2 separate regions of the Homo sapiens genome follow, and region 1 is linked to region 2. A link is a contact called in ENCODE Hi-C or POLR2A ChIA-PET data. All regions are on one chromosome and are shown on one strand. The core of a region is the stretch at or near the end of the contact, and the rest is flanking DNA. Distances in the headings are between cores, read along the strand shown.

What was found. A loop is a pair of places that touch in the nucleus more often than their neighbours do. ChIA-PET counts read pairs that join two places held with the same protein, here RNA polymerase II (POLR2A). Pooled maps may share reads with other maps.
Region 1: a map with no recorded cell type shows a loop between it and region 2 (7-fold over the local background). The contact joins two enhancer-like sites. A Hi-C loop is called at or near these places in 2 of 168 maps with a recorded cell type or tissue (IMR-90 and aorta), 12 of 37 single-sample maps with no recorded cell type and 7 of 50 pooled maps. POLR2A ChIA-PET finds 5 or more read pairs at or near these places in 1 of 52 experiments (Panc1).

The regions. Positions count from the first base shown.
Region 1 is chr11:121,765,973-121,772,300 of GRCh38, forward strand. No RefSeq gene overlaps it. Among named protein-coding and RNA genes, the nearest start is that of SORL1-AS1, 320 kb to the left of the region's middle. RefSeq lists an enhancer at 1,830-1,879. Within about 2 kb of position 1,624, at least 2 of the 41 ENCODE cell types and tissues checked have a DNase peak (open chromatin) inside an H3K27ac peak, as active enhancers do.
Region 2 is chr11:121,653,255-121,658,907 of GRCh38, forward strand. No RefSeq gene overlaps it. Among named protein-coding and RNA genes, the nearest start is that of SORL1-AS1, 200 kb to the left of the region's middle. RefSeq lists an enhancer at 2,583-2,792. Within about 2 kb of position 2,822, at least 35 of the 41 ENCODE cell types and tissues checked have a DNase peak (open chromatin) inside an H3K27ac peak, as active enhancers do.

The sequences.
Region 1 (6,328 bases), core at 374-2,873, 110 kb after region 2:
TTGACTCTTATCCCCCTACCCTCACCTTCATGGTGCGTGGGCCTATTAAATGGTGTCCAGTCCAATTTCTGGCACCCAATAAATCTAAATTTTCAAGCTTGGGAAGCCGGGCTCACCCACTGGCACCCAGATAAATGAGTCCTCCGTGAGAAACCCACACTGGTCATTACTCAAGACTCTCCTAAAACCTCGACACAGGCTTCCTGCCTGAGAGACTCAAAGTGCCCCTTGACTCCCTTACCTTCTGGAAAAGAAAATGTTCCCCCACCCCATCACAGGGACTGAAGTCATCTCCAGCTCTCCCCGCTCCAGACCGATGCTCAAAGCGGCTGGAGCCCCCGACTCTTGGCCCCCAGCCGGCCCCCACGTCATTGCCCACTGCAACGTCTTTGAAATGAGACTTAATATCCAGCACACGCGCGTGCACTGTTCAGCTCGCAGGGGCTCCGAGCATGGAGCTGAACAAAGAACCTCCGTGCAGAGGTTTCATTGTTCGCAAAAAGCACTACCAATGAGGGCTTTTCTCCCAGTGGTGAATCTCTCGCCCTTTTGGCGGAGGGTACTGTTTCAACACCCTAAATCTAGCTCTTCCATCTGATTGACAGCAGCCCTAAAATTGTCCAGGTGTGAGGAAGAGGATTGTCGGGGTTGAGGGCCTTTGAGATCAGGTTAGCTTTCTAGAAAACTGGTGGGTAGGAGGGTCCAAGAGCCAGGACTCCTGGGAGGAAACCGGGGTCAGGGTCTGTGTTTCATTCAGAGAGGGGAGACCTGGAGAGCATGATATGCTCTTGGGAAGTTGGAGACTATTTGTATTTACTTATTTGTTATTTTGACTTGTGAAATTATCCCCTTTCACTCTGTCAGGCTTCTGAGTCTGCACAATAAAAATTAATTACAATGAATTAGAACCTTTATAAACCACCCTTAATAGAACAGCGGCTCAGAGACAGCCCCTCCTCTGGCTTCTCGGCGGTCTACAGTTTAAAATTCGATCAGGAAATAATACTTCAAGAAGACAAATGTCTCTAAAATAAAGTATCTGTTTTTGGCTTTTATGGAATAAATCCTGGAAGTAATAGGATGCTGTGATGGTTAGCTTTCTGTGTCGATTTAGCTAGGCTATAGTATCCCATCATTTAATCAAGCACTAATCCACATGTAGCTTCGATGGTATTTTGTAAACGTGGTTAACAGCTACAGCTGGTTGATTTTAAGTAGATTACGTTGGATAGTGCAAATGGGTCTTATCCAATCAGTTAAAGGTCTTAAGAGCAAAAACTGAGGTTTCCTAGAGAAGAAAAGATTCTGCCTCAAAACTGCAGCATCAATGCCTGCCTGAGTTTCCTGAACTGGCTGGCCTGTGCTACACATTTCAGACTTGTGTCTGGCCCCTGCAATCCTATGAGGCAATTTCTTGAAATAAATCTCTTTAAATAAATAAATGAAAGTTTCTATCTCTATTCTACATTTCTATATCTATGTATTATTGATTCTGTTTCTCTGGAGAAGACTGAATAATGAAGGTATTTCAAAATCTTATGCTGAATTGAAATTGTTCATTGTGTAAGTACCTTCAGGGCAGGATGACAGTTCCTCTTTCTTTTCTGAGCATGAGGCATTATGCTGCACACAGGGTAGGAATTTATGAAGCGCTTACTGAAGTCACCGGAAACCCCAAGAAGCCCCATCATGCTTTTTTCAGCTTCTGCTCCTGCACTTTCAGTTCAAGTGGAAACATTTGCTCCTTCTCATTCACACAAGACTAATCAGCCTGACTTGGGAGTCCAGCTCTTCTCATGACCTTCCCATAACCTTGTGAAGTACTGATGCTCCCATCCGTCTCTACCTTTAAAAGCTGTGAGCCGAACCACACCTTCCCCAAAGGCCTCACTGCAGAGAGCCCAGGCGCATCACTTGGTCTTGCCTCCTAGCACTTGTACCTGAGAGCCTTTAGGTTTACCTCCGTTGTTCTGTTCTGGCCTGGCATTGTGAGATGATGTCCTCCCTTTCTCATTAGCGGGTGGTCCCTCTGGGGGAATTCCAGGCTCTGATGTTGTGGAACATGTATGGCCTTTGGAATTAGCCAGACCCAGTTTGAGCCCCAGTTTTCATACAAACATTGAGAACCTGATGAAGTCATGTACATTTTCTGAGGCTCAGTTTTCTTATTAGTAAAATGGCAGTAAAGTGACTCATAAGGACATGTGAGGAATAAATAAAGCAAATAGAGAGTTATCATTTATTATTTTAAAATTAGCAACAAAACATATATTTCTCTGTGTTAGTCCGGGTTCTCTAGAGGAACCGAACCAATAGGATAGATGTATATTTGAAGGGGAGTTTATTAAGCAGTACTGACGCACACAATCACAAGGCGAAGTCCCATAATAGGCAGTCTGCAAGCTGAGGAGCAAAGAAGCCAGTCCGAGTCCCAAAATCTCAAAAGTAGGGAAGCCAACAGTGCAGCCTTCAGTCTGTGGCGGAAGGTCCGAGAGCCCCTGGCAAATCACTGGTGTAAGTCCAAGAGTGCAAAAGCTGAAGAACTTGGAGTCTGATGTTCGAGGGCAAGAAGCAACCAGCACAGGAGAAAGATGGAAGGCAGAAGACTCAGCAAGTCTAGTCCTGCTTTATCCTAGCCACACTGGCAGCTGATTAGATGATGTCCACCCAGATTGAAGGTGGGTCTGCTTCTCTCAGCCCACTGACTCAAATGTTAATCTCCTTTGGCAACCCCCTCACAGACACACCTAGGAACAATCCTTTGCATCCTTCAATCCAATCAAGTTGACACTCAATATTTACCATCACATTCCCCTAATGAAGTTTTCTGTGGAATGTGAAATATAAAGCAGGTAAGATAAGCGCTACTCTGGTTGGTTCTAAGGAAAGCTTCTTACTTGTGCACTGGGACTCCCATTCTCTGTCCTTTTCAAGGGCATGCCTTCAGCAATGCTGTCTCTGTCTATTATATTACATGTAACACTGCTCTACTGGATCATCCCTGCCAGCCTGAGAACATGATGGCATAGCCTCCATCTTTCAACCAACCAACCAACAAACCAACCAAGCCATCATCAACCAAGCAAAAAAAATTCATCTTCCCTTACCCTACATGCCTCTGAAGTTACTACCCCACTTCTGCCCTCTTCTTTCCAGCAAAGTTCACTGACAGAGTTGTCTATGTGTTGTTTGTTTTCTCTCTTCTTGTTCTTTCTTGAATCCACTCAGTCTTTGTTCTCACTATTCCACTAGTCCGCAGCCCCAGTGGAGGTTGAAAAAGACCTTCACATTGCCAGAAGGTCTTTTATGATTGATTTTTAGCCACAGTGGATCACATCTTCACCTTGAGGTAGTTTCTTCACTAGTCCTTGGGGAACCACTCACTCTTGGTTCTCCTACCTCACTGACAGTTCCTCCTCAGTCTTTTCTACGTTGTTCTTCCCCATCCCCTAACCTTTACATTTTGGAATGTCCCAGGGCTCAGTTCTCATTTACAAACAGTGAGCAGGGTAGGGCTAACTTAATCTCATGGTTTTATCATCTACACATTGATAACCCTCCAATTTACATATCCATCTAGACCCTGTGTCCTGAAAGCCAGACTCATACAGCCAACTGCTTGCATGTCTAAGAGACGTCTAAAATTCACCACGTCCGAAAATGAACTCCTGATATCTCCCTGAAACTCGTTATTCTGAAATTGTCCTAATTTCATGAGTGACCCTTCCAGTCTAGAGTTTACTGATCTATAAAGCCTTAGGACCATCTTTGACATTTCATTTGTTATCTCACCCTGCATCTATTCCAAGGGCAACTGCTATAGCCTCTACTTTCAACATATATCCAGAATCTGACCCCTTCTCACCACATCTACTTCCACACTGAGTCTAGTCTCATGCCCCATCCTCTCATGTAGATTATCTTAACAGCCTCTTGTCTCCTTGCTTCAACTTTCATTCAACTATACTTTATTCTCCATACAATATCCCTTGAAAACATTCGTCATAATTAGTCTCTCCTCAGCTCAAACCCTTCCAGTAGTATCCCATTTCACCCAGAGTAAAAGGTAACGTACTTTCCACAGCCCAAGACCCCATACAATCCCCTACAAACTTTCTGGGCTTAACTTCTGCCACTTTCTTTATCCACCCTTGGGTAGGATCACTCAGTGTCAGTCACAGTCTCCTTCTTGCCAATCTTCAAACACAGTGAAATATGCGCCTACCTCAGGGCCTTTGTAGGGGCTGTTCCCTCAACCTGGAAAATTTTCCTCCTGGATATTCACATGAATCCTCTGAGATACCCACAGGGCTCATTTCCTCTCTTCAGAGAAGAGACCTTCTCAGAGAGCTGAACCTGACCACCCTGGATAAAAGCAAGTAATGCCCCCAGCTCTTTACAGCCTCCTTACTCTGCTTTGTTTTTTTAAAGGACTTGTCGGTAACTGACATATATTCTTCTCTTCTTTTACTTATTGTCTATTCCCACAAAATGTAATCTTCCCAGCAGCAGGCACTTTGTCTCTTTTGTTCATTGTTATATTTACTAGCACTGAGTACAGTGCCTGGCACCCGATAGATTATCAATAATTATTTGTTGAACAAGTGAATGAATGAACAAACCCCATTCACTGTAAGCTCCATCCCCTGGCTCAGCATCCATCTTCTGGAGCTCCAGAGATGGTTTTCTCCCTAGAGTTCTCGCCTGTCTCTTCCTCTCAGGCCTTTGCCTCTTGGCGGTAAACATCTCTGGTTCTTTCTACAGTTCTTTAAATAAAATGGTGGCTCTGGCAACACATCTGAGTTTCTTCACACTCCACCATGTGGTTTGTCTGGATTTAGGGATTTGAACACTTAAAATAGTTGTTTGCTGCCTATTTTCTTGTCTTCTTTGGGCTTCAGCTTCACCATAGCCATGTTGATTCTACCCACTCATGTCTGAAGACCAGACTTCTAGACTGAGAGCTGGGTTTTGGGATTTGGAACTCAAAGAGATAGTGGATTTAAATCTCAGACCTGTCAGTTTCCTCATCTGCGAATTATGCCAAGCACATAACTTCATGTGGCTAATGTGAGAATTAATGTCGGTTAAGTGTTTAACACAATGCCTGGCACATAGCAGACTCTTATAAATGTCAAAGTCCCCTTGACCTTCTCTGTCTTATGTCAACTTTATACCTTTGTCTTCAAGCAGTGGATCCACTTTTTCCAGCTTGTTTTTTCTCCACGTGGAGCTTTAGCAAAGCTCTTCTTGTCTATACCCTGCATATGCTAGGCTTACTGGGAAAGATAAATGACTTTTCTAAAGCTCTTGTATATACAAGGTCTAAAATTGCAACAGGAGATTTGTTGGTAGACCTAAAGTAAATTCAAATGGTAAAAATAACTTAAAAGCTTCAAGATAGTAGATTACGTACTTTGGATCACTTGTCATTGTGCTTAAAGATCAGAATGAATTAGGTGTGTGGATGACTTAAGTTTACTTTGATTAGAAAGAGGTGGCTAATAAAGAAACCCTCTGGAAATGGTTTATCACCCATAGAGCAGTTTAGAGCCTATGTACACAATGGATGCCAATATGTTTTCTATAAAGTCTATTTAAAATTTAACATGAGTGGTAGTCAAGAGCAGAAGGCAGAACATTCAGATGGGGCAAGTGAGGAGAGTTTAATGAAGGGGCTATTCACAAATGTGTTGGAAGGATTAAGGAAAACCAAACAGAAGTGCTGAAGCAAGCAGGGGCAAGCCAAAGCTGGGAACTGTGAACATCTAGGCCTGAAGTAGCAAGGGAAAGGAGCAGTTCCTGCTCTTGGGAAGGGTAGCTAGCTCTAGGAGAAGGCTGCCTCAGATCCAGCTATCTCAGACAATGTAACGGAGAGAGTGAGCCAGGGGAGTAGATACCCCTACCCAACCCACCACTTGCCTTCCCTTCTGCTGGTAGCACCTCCCTTTGGCAGAACACAGTGGGCACTAGACAGCAAGGGAGCCATTGATGTTGCCCATGGAGTTCAGCCTCCAGGGACTCAGGGTAGGATGGCAAAGTGGAGGGAAGATCTGAAGGAGCCAATGGGGAATACCCAGCAGGGTTTACTTAGTAATGAACAACTTTTGATGAAGGGTGGAGATCAGAGCTTTTCCAAATGCTTTTCTATAATGTTTGAAATACCTCATGCTATTCTTGCATTACTTTTATTAATTGTTTTAATCTTGAGGGCTTTTTTTTGTTGGTGGTGCTGGAATTATGGGCTGTTTATTTTTTCGGTATTAAAAGACTATACTGTTATTTAAAACTAATATGGGACTGTATGATACCATTATATGAGGTTAGG
Region 2 (5,653 bases), core at 1,572-4,071:
GGAGACTAGCAGTAGCATTGATGTTTCTTTTATGTAGGAATTTAAGCATAAAAGGAACCTCTATTTAAAAGAGCAGCTTTTGGATTATAGTCTATTTGGAGCTGGAAAGGAGGTGCTAATCTTGTATATGGAGAGTGATCTTGCAGAATTTAGCGCAGCTTAGGAGAGCAGAGCTTTGAACAAAGGTTATTTCTCTGTGTGAAGAGAATCACACCAAGATGTATGGCGTGAAGTGGGGCAACAGAAATTATTTTTTATAATGAGGAAAAAGAGAGTCTTATATAGGCCTGGAAAAATAGTTGGGAGGTTGGCATCCTAAGCCTAGTAAAGCACAAAATCACCAAAGTTTATTTTCATGCCACATATTTTTTCATCTGCAGTTTTTCTACCCTCTTGCTGGAGCCTAGTTCAGAGATTTTATTTTGCCGAATGTTGACAAAACACCCTAAATTCTGGGCTCACAGTTGTCAATGCAGCATGAAAAATTTCAGCCCTCAATAGATTCAAACACAGACCTGTTGCAAAACCAGATAGAAATGAGGAAAACTGTCAAGAAGAGTCCAGAAAAGAAATACGGGTCAGTGACAAGGTTTCCTCAGTTTATAAAACAAAGAAAATTCATCAGAACTCTCCACATCAGCCCAATACCAAACCAGATTAAAGTGCTGTCTCATGTTCTAATCTTCTGAGGCCTGAAACAAAAAGTGAAGTTGATTGTGTTGATTCGCATGGCTCCCCTGAACTAGTAATCTTTCAACATCAGAGCGGAGCAGGTGACTGACCAACGGACTTGTAGATGGCTTTGGGGATTTGTTTGCGCCCTCATAATTTGAGAACGTGAGTCCTGTGGGAACGGATGTGGCCACTGGGGATATAGCTGGTGGCAAGCTCTGTGAGGATCGGGATGGTTCTTACATTTTTTGTCCAGCTGTAAAATGGGAAGGAGGCTTTTTTCCGACTCATCCCTTAGCGTAAAGTTCCCATTCCCACGCAAATGGCAGCTCTTTCTATACTTATTTGGGAGTGAAATGGAAGAAGGGATGGAATGGAGAGGATCCGTTTCCTTTTTGAACTTGGGAGTTTATAGGTAAGTGGGCAAAAATGAGCCTACGGAAGAGACTAACTTCGGTCCGGATCAGCAGCATTTGCTCTTCTGGGAACCTCAGCTGTGGGCAGCAGAGAGCTGAGGGTGTGTTTGGTAGCTGCGTGTAAAGGGAGGCACTGTGCTTAATGAGGTCTGCAAGCCTCGATCTTTTCATTTGACCCAGGTTTTTCTCCCTTGGATTAACCTCTCTGTGTGTTGTTGGGAAGTACTGTTCATCTGGTTGTAGCTCAGAATTTTGTACCTGGCCCAGAGGAGATTCCTGGGAGTGGAATCTAGGTCCCCACCCAATTCTGATTGTGAGTAATGGATGCCGTTTGGATGGGAACTGTAGAGGATTTATCTTTAACGCCAGAGGGCTGGAGGTCAGAGCTGAAGCAGGTTGATTAAAATCAGTTACTCAGGGGATTTGACTACACAACCCAAAACACAAGCTGGAGGAATCCAGCTTCTTCTCAGAACTGCCCCCAAATACTGAGGAAAGGTAGATTCGAGGTCTGCAATCCTCGCCTTGCTTCTCAACTCAGAGCTGTCATTGTCTCAAACACGCACTTGACACTAAACATACATTTTTCTCTGACATATTTGTATTGTTTTTTAAGCTGTATGACAAATAGTTATGCTGAGTGAGTTCCGGGCACCTAGCAGGCAGGCAGTAAATATTTGCTGTACATCGAAAGAATGCCGTTGGCTTGGCTGTCAGTATGGCTCCGATTCAGAACCATCCCATTGCTGGGTTCTTGAAGCTGGGAGGATTGCACGTTGAAGGGCTGGTCAAGCCCTGCCTGACCAGAAAGGTCTCTGTGAATACTTTGGTCATAGAGACCAGAAAGGTCTCTGTGAATACTGGAACATTCTCAGACATGCCGAGCAAAAGCTACCATCGCAGGCAAGAGGGACGGTGGGGGGAAGTGCAGCTGGGAGTTTTCATAGAGACGTGGTTCCTTTGTTCTGGTAGATTTCAGCCAGAAAGAACAGCAAATTTTTACTGTCTGCAAACCACTAAGGAGCTACTCCCCTCCCCCTTTACCTCCTTCCTTCCCAACCTGGGAATTCATTTGCTGCTTCTCTCTCCTCCTCCTCTGCCCTCGGGCAGTCCTCAGGGACAAAGCTCTTTGTTGTGAACACTCCGAGACAATACGGGATTGCACAGTCCCCAGGGCACAATCGGGGCTGTCCTCCATGGAGAGTGATCGCCCGGGCAGAGACCCCCACCTGTTGATCTCCCCCTTCCCGGGGCGAGTGGCAACCTGCATTGTGCTGGGGACGCACGCGTTTCCACAGCAGGCTCAGCAGATGGTGCTGGTGAGCAAAGCCATTCCCGTCCCTCTCGCGCCCCTCCCCACCGCCAGAGCCTCGCTGGTCTAAAGCAAAAACAGATGTTTTCATCATTTCTGGATCTGGCATGTGACTCGCAGTTCAGCAATGCGCCGACATAACCCAGAGTTGTACGTCCCCATCATCCCCCGCAAAATAAAAATCCTGAACTTAAACGAGCCTTCCTCCTAGGCGAGCCACTGACACATGATCTGTGTAATCCACCCGGCACGTGTTTAATCGGACTCCAACTGCAACTGCCTTTGTAGCCAGCCCCGGCTCTATAATTGGGAAGTTGTCTTTTTTTCAGCGAAGACACGGGACAGCCAGACTAGCTATCTTTACACCAAGGGCTGGGAAGAGGCGCTAGCCTTTTAAAATAGCCCTGGTCTGGCTGGCTGGCGAACCTGTCTGCGTGGGAGCCGGTGAGCGGGGCCAGAGCAAAACAGGAAGGCCGCGGCGGCGCACCCTGTTCCCGGCGCCCTCGGCAGGTGGCAGCATTGGCCCGAGCTGGCCTCTGCCGCTGGCCAGCCCCAAAGCAGGGCCCTTTTACTTTCGGTGGCCTCAAAATTATTAGTTCCAGATGAGTTCTTGCAATTGTAATATTTGGTTTAACCCAATCTGCCCGACTGCGTCAGCGCACGTTCAAATACAGCCGTCTGAAGTCTACCCAGACATCAGAGGCATGTTTCGGGGGTGTCAACATTCCTTACCCTTTGAAAGAATTAAAGCAAAACAAAACAAAACAAAAAAAGGAGGCTGATTTATCCCAAAACGAAAGAAGGGTGAACAGGCGTGGGGCTAGGGTGCCTGAGAGGGAGCGAGCAGTGGACATTCAGGGAAGGCGTAACAATGGAACTTTGTCCAGGAGGCCCGCTAGAGTGGAACTGGATTTATTTGTTGAACTAGAAAGGGACCTCTAGGTTCTTTGAAGGTTAGAGCAAATAAGCAAAACTGGCGTGCATTTGGTTTACCAACAGCAGAGTCCTTCAAGTCACGTAGGCTGCTATTGTCAGACACAAAACGCGTTGTTTCTGGGGCTGGGCCTCTGCTTAACACTTGGCTTGGTGTCCCAGGAAGGGGGCAGTGGAGGAGGGGGCTCCCCATCTTAGCACACAGCTTTTAGGGGCACTCTGAATGTCTGCCAAGGATGTAGACTGGGTTTCCTAAGGACAGCAGCCTAGGCCGCAGAGGACTCGTTTAGAAGACAGGAGCCCTCCTGCAGGCCCTCTGGCGAGTGGACTGGCTGGAGTCGTCAAGTGTCTTGTAAACGGCCCTGCTGTGGTTTTACTGCAACACCGTGGAGCTGGACACGGGGGAGACTAGGGACCCATCCCGGTGGTCTCAGGGTATTACAGATGCATGAGCTGAGGCTAAAAGACTCCCTCTGACCCCCAGGGCAGAGCAGCAAAATGTGCAAAGGGAGCCCAGAAATCCTGCTCCAACCACCAGCCAGGAAAGGGTGTCTCTTCCCTTAGCAGAGATGGAATAACCTGGCCTTGAAAAGACAGCCTCTGTCAAGCAGTCCCCCACACCCCTTCCCCCTGCCTGCACCTCACTTTTAAATCTGTGCTCAAATTCTTCAGTAAGATTCCTGCTAGTCGACTACAGGGAGCCTGACCGTTTCCCTGCAGGTCTCTGGCTCAACATGGTACTGATCAAAAGCTGGCACCAGTCTGGCAGATGCTTTAAGTCCTGCATGTCGGGAGCTAGCGGCTGGTGCTGGCATCAGCCAGCCAGGCAGACAGAGTGGCCATCTTGTTAGATGTGGTTGGGGCCTCGCTCATCACTTACCTGCTGCAGGGGCCACCCCACTGTGTGGAGGAGGCGTAGGAAAGATGGTGGGACCTCCACACATCTGTTCCAATACCTCCAGAGTGTTTAGGGACCCAGACTTCCTGCTATCCTCCTTTCAGTCTGAAAACTACATGTGTCCCTGCAGATTGTTGGGAAAGTGCTGATTGTCTTGGCGGGAGCCTCACCCTGATCCTAGAGGGGACTTGGCCTTGGAGGGAAATAGGCAAATTAGGCATTCAGGTGAGTACAATGGTTCGAGGCCTGTGTGCGTAGAATGGCTAAGGAATTCCAGTATTCCTTTCCATTGCTTCATTTACTTTATTCCCTTCTGAGAATCAGTTTTTGGACATGCTATAATCCAGAAATTCTCAGTCTTGCGTACTTAAGAATTGCCTGGACCCTACCCCCAGAGCTGCTGAAATCACAATGAAAAGGGGTTGGGGATAGGGGTCATGATTTTACTCCCTGCCCAGGTGGTTGTAATGTACAGCTAGAAGCTAAAAAACAAAATTTAAAAATCACTGCATTTCTAACCCAAATTCCCTTGATTTACAGATGAGGTTCCTAAGAGTTAAGCGGCTCAGCCAAGGTCACACAAATTCAAGTCCAAGTATGGAATTTCTGTATAAGACCTCCTTGCTCCTCAGCAATGATTGAGGCTTTTCCTCAATCTTTGAACCCATTAATGACAGAGCCAGTCACTTCTTTTCCCTGTTTAATGAAACCCTCTATCAGCCACAACGTGTGTTGCTGTTGCCTATAAGAAATTCCTCTTACAGTCGGCTCTCTGTATCCATGGGTCCTTCATCCATGGATTCAATTGGCCTCAGATACAAAATATTAAAAAAAAAAAATATATATATATATATATATATATATGTATGTATATATGGATGGCTGTGTCTGTACTGAACATGTAGACTTTGTTTCTTGTCATTATTCTCTAAACAATACAGTATATCAACTATTCACATAGCATTTACATTGTATTAGGTATTATAAGTAATCTAGAGATGATTTAAAGTATGTAGAAGGATGTGTGTAGGTTTTATGCAAATCCTACACCATTTCATCTAAAGAGACTTTAGCATCCATGAATTTTGGTATCTGCGAGGGTCCTGGAACCAATTCCCCACAAATACCGAGAGAGAACAGTACTTACTGGGGAATTTTCAACTTTGTAGCTTTAAATAAAGGCTTATACTGAGACCTTTAGAAATGAAAATCTAACCCCCGCCAACCCTGATTTCCCTTATTTATCACTTATGTTCCCAAAAGGGATTCATACCTGCAGATGGCCATCATGGTGATAACTGCTTTGCAATGATTTGTTTTTAGGGATGAGGCTCCTGGGCCCTAGAAAAGTTTAGTGCCGTGTTTGGGCCAAAGTAGATGGCAGAGGCAAAGTGAACATGGAGGCACCCACTTCCCAGCCCT